2 separate regions of the Homo sapiens genome follow, and region 1 is linked to region 2. A link is a contact called in ENCODE Hi-C or POLR2A ChIA-PET data. All regions are on one chromosome and are shown on one strand. Each heading gives the region's core, a stretch centred on a gene start or an enhancer-like site at or near the end of the contact. The rest is flanking DNA. Distances are from core to core; before and after follow the strand shown.

Region 1 (5,363 bases), core at 1-2,500, 110 kb before region 2:
GTCTCTGGTCCTTACTTCCCCATAGAAATCTAGGGCCTCTTGTGCCTTTAAAAATTTGCCCCGATGTAATAAATATGCACATATCATTACACCAGTTCGTCCCTTTCCAGCTTTACAGTGAATTGCTGCAACATGATTGTCATCTTCACTTAGCCATTGGTCAAGATCTTCACAAAAGGGTTTGATAAGTTCTAGCTGTGGTGGGTTATGGTCTTCAAAAGGATATTGTGCAACTGTGGTAAAAAGATAACCTCAGAATAAGAAAAAAAAACTCTTGAATTTTTAATTAACAAGTAGGTAACTTTAGAAATGTTGCATACAAACTTAACAGGTATTTAAAAGAAACACTGGATTCCAGAGAAAAATAATGTATTGCTTAACTTTCTAATTGTTAAATAGAAAATAGTCTCTTGATAAGTCTTAAATATAATCATTAAGGAAGCCAGGTATTATTTTCCCCCATTTTATTCAGGAGGATATATTCTGGGAATTTACGCTATACGGACTGGTAGCATAGGTCACATATTAGAGGTAGAGCTAAACCCAAAATGAACTGTCACATGGACATTTCGTCAGGACTCTCAATGCAAAAGGAATAATACTATTTATAGTATTTATTTCATCATCACAAAACATATTCCAAAGACAGAATAGATTACTAATAGGATAAACTATGCAAAGAACTACATATTACATTTCATAAAATAAAAATGCTAAGTGTGTTATTTAAAGGTGGTCTTGCAAATGTTAGTGTTGTATACACATGTAATCATTAGGGAAGCCAAGTATTATTTTCCTCCATTTTCTGCAGGAGAATACATTCTGGGAATCTATGCTCAATGGACTGCAGCATAGGTCACATACCAGAGATATGTGAAGGCATACACCAAAGAAATTACTCACAAAATGTATATAATTGTTATCAAAGTTTCAGGTCTTCTCACATGAATTGTAAGAGTCCAAGACTTCTCTGTTCACTATAGTCAGAGTTGAGGTTTTTAAAAAAACTTGTTTAGAAACAGGACTATAGATATATCACTATTAATTGCTCTTAATAGTTTCTACCTTAGTTCCACTCTATTAAGATCCTTAAAAACCCTGGCTGATATTCAATGTACTAACCTGTGTCATCTAAATATGTGAGAAGTATGTCTTATATCTCCAATCAGGTGACTCATAATATGGTACAGGATATAATCAATTATCCTTTGGTGTGACAGGAGAGATCTTCTGGTAGACAATGACTATCATTATAAGGAGTCAGCAGGACAGCTTTCACTTAGTCATCTGCCTAACTTCATTTTCCCAGTGGTACACAAAAACCTCCAGGAAAATCTGTTAAATATCTGTTTAAAGCAAGATAAACCTCAACTAAAGCCTGCTTTGCTTAGTAAGCAACAGCCTAAATCCACCAAAAACAAAAACAAAAAAAACCCGTTCTTAGTAAACCTATACTAAATCTCAATCATTAGTGATTTAGAATTTTCAAACCATTTGTCTGAAAGTCCATTCTAGATTTTCAGGAGGGATCAATGGCAAATACATCAATAGTAGCTCATGGCACCCACTTTCTTTTTGACTATCACAGCAGCATCTGCCAAGCTTCTCAACTCTTCAGTTTTCTCATGGTTTAAAGTGTTAAGCCATGAGAACTGAGTTGTATTTCACAAATAAAAGTGAAAGTTTTTGTGGGCTCTGAGAATTAACTTATGTCTGAAGTAGAAACTCATTTAAAGCAGTTCCCTCCTCTCATCCATCAGACTCCTCTTATCAACATTTGTTATATCCTTTCCTACCTTTTATGTCATTCCTCAACACAGAAGAGTTAAGTAGTTCTGCTTTCTCCCTGTGATTGCTTACTATTAGACCAACTGCCTCAAATAGTAGGTAAACCCTCTCCTTATACTATTTTTAGTCTAGGAATTTTCCTAATTCTTAGTCTATGCTGCACTTTAGTCTTCCTGACAATATTAATAGCTTTATGCAATACTTTTTCCTAAAACACAACAGTAAAATTAAAATTTTTGAAATTTTTAAAGATAATTCTTAAATATGTATCTCACTCGATAATCTGGATGACTCATTATTGTTATGACAGTAAGATACAGTCTATCGGGTTTAAGTTATACAACATAGTACAGTACATTCATACCTACCTCTGCAATTAAATTTGGCGGTGTCATAATGTCTTTCAGCACAACTAAAAGAAAAGTTTAAAAGTGATATAAAGTTATCTTTTGCACTTAGGAAGAAAAAAAAGTACTAATACTAACAAACATTGCCTGAATCTTTATAATGTGACACATATTATGCTGTGTTTAACATTAATTATTTCATGTAATAACAAGAATTCTATTAAGTAGATACTGTTATCACCCCCATATTATAATAATAAAACCAAAGCTTAAAAGATTAAGTGTATGCAATTAGAGCTAATACATTTGCTTAAAAACTTGTGATGCCACTAATACAGAGTACTGTAAATTCAGGTGCTTCCATGCTTTCAAATTTCCTCTATGAAAAATCTGCATGCTATTGGAATATATTTTTAATTTTACAAGTACCTATAAACAACTGACTAGTTTCAATAGTATCTGTATCTCATAGTTAAGCATACATAATTCTCAAACTATTCTTCAAAAAGATATATGTTAAAAATAGTAAAAGCATAAGGACAGTAAAGAAAAACTGAATGTTGTTAATCTACTTGGCCAAATGCTTACTAATTTTTTTTTAAACCAGACCTTACTCCCTGTTGAAAAGCCAACGATCACCTTTTTCAACAGTCTCTCAGATTGCAAGTTTTAATTACAGTATGAGAGTAATGAAAGAATAAGTAAAATCAATACAGAATAGTAAAATGCTGACTTGTCATTACTAGAGTATGCTAATATTTGTCTTAATAGCAGTGATATGTTAGTATGTACTGGCTTTCTAATGATTAACAGGCCATGTTTACAAACAATAAAAGGCTCAGAAAGAGATCTTACATATCAGTGTGGTTAGCAGTACCCTGGTAACTCCAACTACTATGCAAAACAAATTTTTTAAAAATTACTTAAAATAAACTCTTAGCATTTTAAAACAAATAAAGGTCCATAGCTCCTTAACCTGCAATTTCAATATCCCAAAAGTTCAAAACATCTAAAATTTTCTCTTAAGTTTTATGGCAAACTCAACTACAGCAAATCCTGATCTGAAGTAATAAGATTGTACATAATATTTAATACACTTAGAGCGAAGAGTAAAACATTTCATTTCAGGTACTGACCCACACCCCACTGGGGTGTTTATGTAAAAGTATATTTATCTGTGCTACCTTTTGAAAACTAAAATTTCTGAAAATGGAAACATACTTGGCCCCAAGAGTTTCAAATAAGTGATTGTGAACCTGTATTGTACATTTAGAAACCCTGAAAAACATCTATATAGTTTCTTCTCTACCTTAAAGGTAATTCAAAACCAAATTCACATGAAGGTTTAACTAATTATAAATAAACTACAATCCATTGGTTTCTAACTGGTCAGACCTAAAATAAAACAACTTTCATACTACCACTCAAAACAAAACAAGCTTTTCCTTTTTAGTACAATTTAGTATATTGAGTTTTTCTAGAAAGAAAATGCATTTAGTAATGACATATGCACATATATGCATCCTTGCTAGTAATTTCATACCCACTGACATGAAAAACAGGAAAAAGAGGACTGACAAGACAGTCACATTTTACACTTTCTTTGGTACTTTTAAGATAAAAGGGGAGAAATTGTCAATAGTGAAGAATTCATAATGGAATATTTTATAAGGAATCAGAGATGTAGGACTAGGAAACACAATCTAAGAAGCTGGTCTCAGGACAACACAACAGAAAATAAACATTAGTTTTGTGCAGCTTCAGTTCTCTAAACTTCCCCTACTTTCTCAGGATCCCAGAACATGTGGTTTGACGAACACTCCTTAAGACTGCTTTAATAAAAATGCCTCTCAAATATTACTGTTAAGAGGACTATATGGACGGAAAGTGGAAGTAATGACTACTAAGTGTCAACCAGATGAACACACCTTACAAAGAGTTTCCACTTTTTTTTGTTTCATCCTCACAATCACGTGATAACTGTTATTATCTCCATTTTATATATGAGAAAGCTAAGACTTAAGAGCATTAAAAAACTTGCCCCAAATAACAGTATACAAATGAAAGAGCCAGAACTCAAGCTCAGTATCTCTGATTACAAAAGTCAAACTTTTTCTACTACTGTTCCATAATTCTACTTATAATAAAAAAAAAGTTTTAAATACAAAAGCAGTAACAAATTTCAGTCAAAGCCAGCATTCCTACAAGAGCAGTATCTGTCATAAATCACAGAACCAACAGTGACAGTAAAAAGCAAGGAAAAAGTTATGAAAATCTTCACAGGTAAGCATAGGAAATATGGGAGCAAATATGCTGGGACTAGTAATGATAAATATGCTCAGGGAATGGGGGTTGGTAGGATAAGGATGAAGACTTTCTTCTTAAATTAAAATCTCTGATAAATGCCCTCCTTCCACCTATACCTACTGACAGTTTCTTTTAAATTCTTTGTGGTTTGGTAGTGATAAGTCTCTCAACAAACTAAAATTAAAGATACACAAATGGCAAATGGGGTTTAGCCATTTAAATTTAACCATTTATGCTTCCTTATAACTAAAACTCAAAAGATACCAGTACCTCATATTGGTTTATATGAGACAAGAGAAATGAATAAGCATTTAAAGAATGAGTTTTTATGAAACAAGAGGCAGAAACTGAAGGAATAAGATTAACAGGAAAAGCTTCCAGAGAAGTGAGATTTGCCATAGAATCAGCTAGGTAGGCAGGTCTCTTCTTTACTCTCTTTGATGAAGCTATCACCATCTTACAAAAGAAAACTTAATAGATGAAAATTAGTAAAGCTAAAGGTTTACCACAAAATGATAAAGTATGTCAAATAAAATATGCACTGAAATATAGTAAATACCTTTAAAAAATTGGTATACAGTGAAAACTTAAATTCCTCAAAGGCAAGAAGTATACATCTCTTTATTCACTATCTCCCCTTCCCCATTCCTACCAGATTATACAACAAGGAACAAAAATAAAATATACTTGTACAAAACAAACTGATTAATTCAATTAAGTAACAGTACACCTGAATTTGCTTAATGTTATGAATGCCTGAAGAAAACACAGATATAAACAGATACAGTTAATCAGAAAGGCCATATTAGGAACTCTTCTTCACCCATGTATATCATAATTGCTATAAAAGATTTAACATACTATTAAATGTGGGTATGCCTAGTGCAAATATTTTAAGATCTTCAAATTATGTATGTTTGC
Region 2 (6,179 bases), core at 582-3,081:
TTCTTCTCAAAGGTCTATCTCTCTAAATAGTCTAGTAATCCCAAACCTAGCTTCACATCCATTTTTTTTTTAAATTAGGAATGTAGGCATGCACGTATATAAAGCCTTAAATACTAAACAGGCACGGGTGTATTCAATTCCATTCTGATTCCTGTCCATGAACTTAATCATAGTTTTCAACATTCATGCATCCCTTTCATCCCATCCTTTAAAGCCTTGTGATTTTGGCATTTCATGGTCTTACTTTCAACTAGATTTTAAAGTTTAGCTGGTATTAAATTACCATCTCAAAGAGAAAACGTAAAGTACAAGGTATGAATTAGACAGACCTATGTTCCAATGAAATTGTTGCCTTTATTTCCCAAGTATATGAACTTAGAAAAGTTTCTCTAAGGTTTAAGCTTTAAAATTTGCTCATTTGTAAAAACGGAGAAAATGATAGCTATTTTAGAGGATTTTGGGGGAGATATTTAGGTTATGCATGTAAAGCACATAGAAGCTTATTGCCCCACCCCAGCAGACATTAACTAGGTATTATCTTCACCACATTATTACAAGTTTGTAACTAGTAACATTCGTTAACAATCAGGCTGCAAAATTGTTATTATTATTGAGACAGGGGCTTGCTCTGTCGCCCAGGCTGGAGTGGAGTGGCTTGATCACTGCAGCCGTGATCTCCCACGCTCAAGCGATTCTCCCACCTCAGCCTCCCAAGTAGCTGGGACTACAGACATGCGCCACCAAATCCAGCTAATTTTTAGGTGGTTTTTTTTTTTTTTTTTTTTTTTTTTTTGTAGAGACGATTTCTCATTATGTTGTCCAGGCTGGTCTCGAATTCCTGACCTCAAGTGATCCTCTCGCTTCGGCCTCCCAAAGTGTTGGGATTACAGGCGTAAGCCACCGCGCTGGCCAAGCTGCAGAATTCTTTAGCCATCAAAGATGATGCCTCAAGTAGAAAGGCACAAGCTGCCTTCCTGAGGAACACAGGGAGAACTCTCATTACATCATAGTCTCACCGACTCTGTCTGAAGGAAGTGATGCTTCTCGTATCTCAGGAGTGTCTAATGTCATCTGGCCCACCGGCAGTTTGTGTATTCAGGAGGCTCTGGCTTTCAGGTTTGCTCCCTTGGGACCTCTTGTGTCACGTCGCTCGTTCTGGAAAGGAAAAGGGGTGAAAGAAAAAGGGAAATCACCAAAATGCAAAATCTGTTACCAGATGCCCTATTCCGTCCTAACTACCGAGTCTGGTGGCGTGGGCTGCTAAATCTTTTCGCGGAAAGATTGTCAGGCGCCACCCCGAGGTGTTTGTCAGCACAGAGATGGGGGAGAAGGGTGAGCTCACCCGAGAATTGAAAGGCAGGTGGTGAGGGATGAGGGGTGAGGAGTGGAGGGTGGCCATAAGCTTCTGCGTTTTGGCTAAAGTACAGACACAAAGCCGCGGCGTGAGGGTTTGCACAGAGTGGTGGGAAGGAGAGAATGTATTTGCTGGGTACGCAGAGCATTTCTGCACTCTCAAGAAGGCTGCCCGATTTGTCAGGGTTGCGCCCCGAGCCCGCGAGAAGGGCAGGGACTTTTTGTGATAAGCGCCTTCCCAAAGGTAGTGTCTGTTAAACGCAGAGCCTTAGCGAGTGCTGCTCGCAGACACGCCGGCTTCGCAGAAAGTCTCAGTCTAGCAGGTAGCTTAAGCAGACATCAGGTGCGCGAATTTGCTCTCCCTCACTGTTTCTAAGCCTGGGAGCACGCCCCCTCCGCGCCGGCGACCGCGGGTCGCGCATGCTCCGTGGGAGGGAGTGCGCCGCGCCTCCCGCCGGAAGCGTTCTCTCCCAGGTTGCGTTTCCTTCCTGTGTGAGGCCGGCTGAGGGCACTTGCTCTTGCTGTTTCTGCCCCTGGGTGAGTAGCTGGTTCCCGTGGGGCCTCATGGGATGGTTGTCGTATCCTTCTGAGGTCCTTTAAGGACCGTCTCGGACCTGGGAACCCCCGGAGGAAAGGTCACCCCGGTCTTCTCCCACGCCCTACCTCAGTGCCGCCCCCAAGCGCCCCGCAGCCCTTAGTATCTAGAGGATTAACCTCCAAGGGCGTCCCGGGCCTCGCCTTGGCGTCCGGCCCGGCCTGGGCCCTTAGGGTCTGCTTAGCTCTTCCCCAAGACTCGTGCCATTCCCGAGGGAATCTTTGTCGGCATCCTGGTCACTGTGGGGGTTTGAGGTCGTCCCGGAAGACTTCAGAACCAGGCGAACCTAGACGAAGGCGGCTGGAATGAACCAGGTCTGATTGTCGCACAGGCGCGGCCACCACCTTGTGCAAAATCGAAGGTGGTTCTTCAGGGCCGGGCACGCTTTCACAAAAGATGGTGATGTTAATAATAACCTGCCCTCTTTGTGAAGATTGGCAGGCCTTCATTGTCATAGGCTGTATTCGTAGGGCCTTTATGCCTGCAAAACTGGGACTTTTGAGTTTGAGAAACGATTTGTGAAATACTGCAATGAATTAGGAGAGAAATACTACAGTGAATGCTATGCTATGAATGCTATACATGTCAATAAATTGCTCATAGATGAGGTAGTACGATTTCACGGTTTTCCACTCGGAAATGGAGAACTTAAAATGAAACGACCTGATACCATATTTGCCTAACAAATAACTCTAGGTTATAGTGTTTTAGGATGTTTCTTAGTTGCATACAGCACTATCATCGTATATGTACATATTTGTGTATTCATTTTGTTGAACCTAATGTTTATACAGGATTGAAATACGCTCCCTGCTGTTGTATGCGCATGCAGCTTTTATTGTATGTTCGCTGGTGATGGTATTGCTGCTGTAACAGCCTTACATTTTAGGTATATCAATACCAAATGAATGATACATGAGTGTACAATAAAGTATATATAGTTACAGTCTACAAAACAAGTTTCAGTTTCATTGAAGGATTTTGAAGTAATTTAAAAAGGTAGACTACTATTTTACAAGTGGCCTTAGTAGACCTAAGTCTTTATTACATTAAAAATTTCAGAATTGGGAAGGATATAAACGGGTTTTGTGTGTTGACCTTTTATGGGATTAAAAGTTGTTACTATCTTGATGACTGGGATGTGTTCATAACAGCCCTAATTTGTTCATGTAGTTCAATGAATATCCAGTAGATGACTTGGTTGGTAGTTTTATCACTACCAACTCTAAAACGAAAACGTTTTACTGGAATGCCACCGCTTTTCACAGATTAGGTTAATAAAACCCTTATCTTGTCTAAATTATTTTCCTCTGTGAGTATACCCCACGTAGTGATATAACACGTTTCAACTGCATTTTCAACTTTGTGGAATAAAGACTAGAAAAGTCAGTTTTTTACTTCCTATGAGAAGTGAAATATTGTGTAACCCGTTTTTTTTGGAATCCATGCTGATGGAAGATAGCACACTTTGGTTTGTTCCATGAAGAGAGATTTCAGTTAGGTGCCTTCTCCTTTTTGGCTTCTTTTGCTTTCTTTATAATTAATATAATAGCCGGACAGTGTGTTCTTTGAATGAAGTGGTGATATCTTAACAATTATTGTATATCCAATATATAGTGGGCGTCATATATAGATGTTCAGTAAATGCAAATTGAATGAATTAAATCATTTACCATCCCTAGGCCAAAGTTTCTTCCTCCAAAATGAAGGCTTTCAATTATTTAGTTGTTAAGTTTAAATTAAATCTAATTATTGTGAAGTGAATGGCTCCTAGTGGAGAAATGTGGAACCTTTTGGAAATCCTTCAGAAGTGACTGTTGCAATGATTGAATGGGAGATTTCCTTCAGTTACAATTTATCTGTTGAACATAATTTTTGAATAGCCTCTGTTTTGTGTGTGGCAATTATAAACGTCTGTTTTGTGTGTGACAGTTATAAAGGTAGATAAGATATACATCTTGTTTATAAGGATTTAAACTCTAGTCGAGTAGATATCTCAAAAGCAAGACTTTTTTAAGATAGTGTAATAGGGCGAAATGAATAATACGAAGATTCATGTGATTTGAAAGGCTTTATGGAGCAAATAAAGTTGATTTTTGAAGTTAGGATAGAATTTGACTAATCCTAGGTGAATGAGGGTAAATGGCCCATGCAGGATACTAGACAGATACGCTGAAGGGAAAATATATGTGGGATTTTCAGATGGTAGTGACTCCAGCTATTTATAGAGTCCCTTTGAAAAGAGGTGAAAGAGAAAATGCTTACAATTGACTCTGGAGCTAGATTCTAGATTAGAATAGTTTTGAATGCTTGGGAAACGTATAAAGGAAATACTTTGGGGTCTTTTGATTAGAGAGAAGGAGTATATATCCTTGAGTGGAGGTGAGGGGTATAAAAGGAAATAAAAAATTTTTGGAGCTATTCTAGAGGGAGGAAGGTGAAGAGGCTCTTTAATTTAGTAGTAGTGAGAGGAGAATTTTAGAGCTGGAAGGACCATGGATATTAATCTTTGCAGTACCTAACTTTTATCTGCTGAGCCATACAAATTCTGTTTTTTTTCATGTTTATGTAAGTACAAATATATATTCTCTTTTTCTTATATATCCCATAGCATTCAGCACACTCCTGTGCTGAGAGTATAATGGCAGTATTTGAAGCTAAGATCCTATCTCCCAAAATGTGATAGTCATATCATCCCTAACAAGCTTATTCTTCCGGGTAGTTATTGCCATTGACAGAGGAGTGTATGTCTTCTGTAAGCCTAGCTTTGATTGATGTAGCTGTTCAGGGATATATGCAAAAATAGGCACATTTATCTCATTTTTTTTCTCTTTAGCTTGGGTGAGTGCTGTATTCTTGTAGTAGTTGTCTCAGTTCAAGATTTTTCCAAGTTCTATTGCTTCCTACTTAGCCCGGTTGTTGGGAACAATAGTGTGGCTCAAAAAAGTTAATACCACTTATTACTGAGGAAATGGCATGTTTAAATTTAAGCAGGCCTTGAAAACCTTTAAAAGTATGTATGAGGAAAAAGTGAGTCAGTTCACAATTTGAATTTCACTCAAAAATTACCTGGTATATGATACAGTTAATAGAAGAAATTCTTACCGTCACATTAGTATTGTTGGGCTGCCTTTCTTCAGTTGGATTAGTGTTATAGTTGATACTTTCCTAGACTCTGAAATAGTTCTTTAAAGCTGTTTTGAGTAAATACCTTAAGATATTTACTGTATTTTTCAAATAAAATGATTAATTCTACTACCAAATAAATCTTAATTTCTAGTCTACTTCTAGTTTGCAAGAGGAGCTTTAAATGTATTTGTTTACTTAACATTTAAAAATCCATTTCTCCTTAAAATGAAACACTTTTTTTAAGGTAGGTAATATTTTAATTTGACTAGAAGTTAGTTTTTCTTTCTTAGTTTAAGCTACTTTGTTAGTCTTACAATTTTAATAAGTATAGTTATTACCTAGTGACATTTCTGTTTGTTTTTTTAAGGTTAACATTCAAGATGGTACATGCTGAAGCCTTTTCTCGTCCTTTGAGTCGGAATGAAGTTGTTGGTTTAATTTTCCGTTTGACAATATTTGGTGCAGTGACATACTTTACTATCAAATGGATGGTAGATGCAATTGATCCAACCAGAAAGCAAAAAGTAGAAGCTCAGAAACAGGTATGATTGAAATGTTTGAAGATCATTTTTCTTGTGGCTAACAAGTATTTTCCCCTCAAACTAAAAATTTGGTAGAGTTCACAAATTAATGAGAAATTCTATAAGACCCACATGAAAATGTATTGGTACTCATAGTTTTATTACTCTTACAAAGTACTAGTTTATTATGACATTATTTCAAGTCATTTTTTACTATATAAACAACTTATCAGAAGAAAAATGAATAAACAATAAAATATTGTGAACATCTTCATTAGAATATTTTTGTCAGCTTTGGAGGTAGGATCTAGATAAAAGTTTTTAGGCTAACCCAAAATATTTATCTTCAGTAATGATATGCCTTTTGCTGTGTATGACATCTGAAATGTGGATAATACTGAAACGCTCTCAGTCTTAAACTTATAAGCTACACTAAAATCTAATTAATGAATTGCTGTAAAAGTTGTTGATTATTAATATAAGCTGTAGTTTTTAACTTTTTATCTGCTGCCTCTTGTGTTCATTTCCTTTTAAAGGTGATTGGTTTCTGTTTGTCATCAAAACATAAAAACCTTAAAGGA

The links. Hi-C counts contacts between places; a loop is a spot of excess contacts on that map. ChIA-PET counts read pairs that join two places held with the same protein, here RNA polymerase II (POLR2A). Pooled maps may share reads with other maps.
Region 1: a pooled map shows a loop between it and region 2 (3-fold over the local background). The contact joins the enhancer-like site here to the promoter of ATAD1 in region 2. A Hi-C loop is called at or near these places in 1 of 37 single-sample maps with no recorded cell type and 3 of 50 pooled maps. POLR2A ChIA-PET finds 5 or more read pairs at or near these places in 2 of 52 experiments (AG04450 and HEK293).

What each region holds. Positions count from the first base shown.
Region 1 is chr10:87,927,883-87,933,245 of GRCh38, reverse strand. It overlaps PTEN (phosphatase and tensin homolog), which reads right to left. Exons shown (of 9, transcript NM_000314.8): 4 at 2,157-2,200; 5 at 1-233. Among named protein-coding and RNA genes, the nearest start is that of PTEN, 67 kb to the right of the region's middle. RefSeq lists a silencer at 4,011-4,110. Within about 2 kb of position 1,250, at least 3 of the 41 ENCODE cell types and tissues checked have a DNase peak (open chromatin) inside an H3K27ac peak, as active enhancers do.
Region 2 is chr10:87,813,878-87,820,056 of GRCh38, reverse strand. ATAD1 (ATPase family AAA domain containing 1) reads left to right here and starts at 1,831. Exons shown (of 10, transcript NM_001321967.2): 1 at 1,831-1,890; 2 at 5,445-5,619. The coding sequence starts at 5,458. It also overlaps the pseudogene CFL1P1. RefSeq lists a silencer at 1,684-1,733.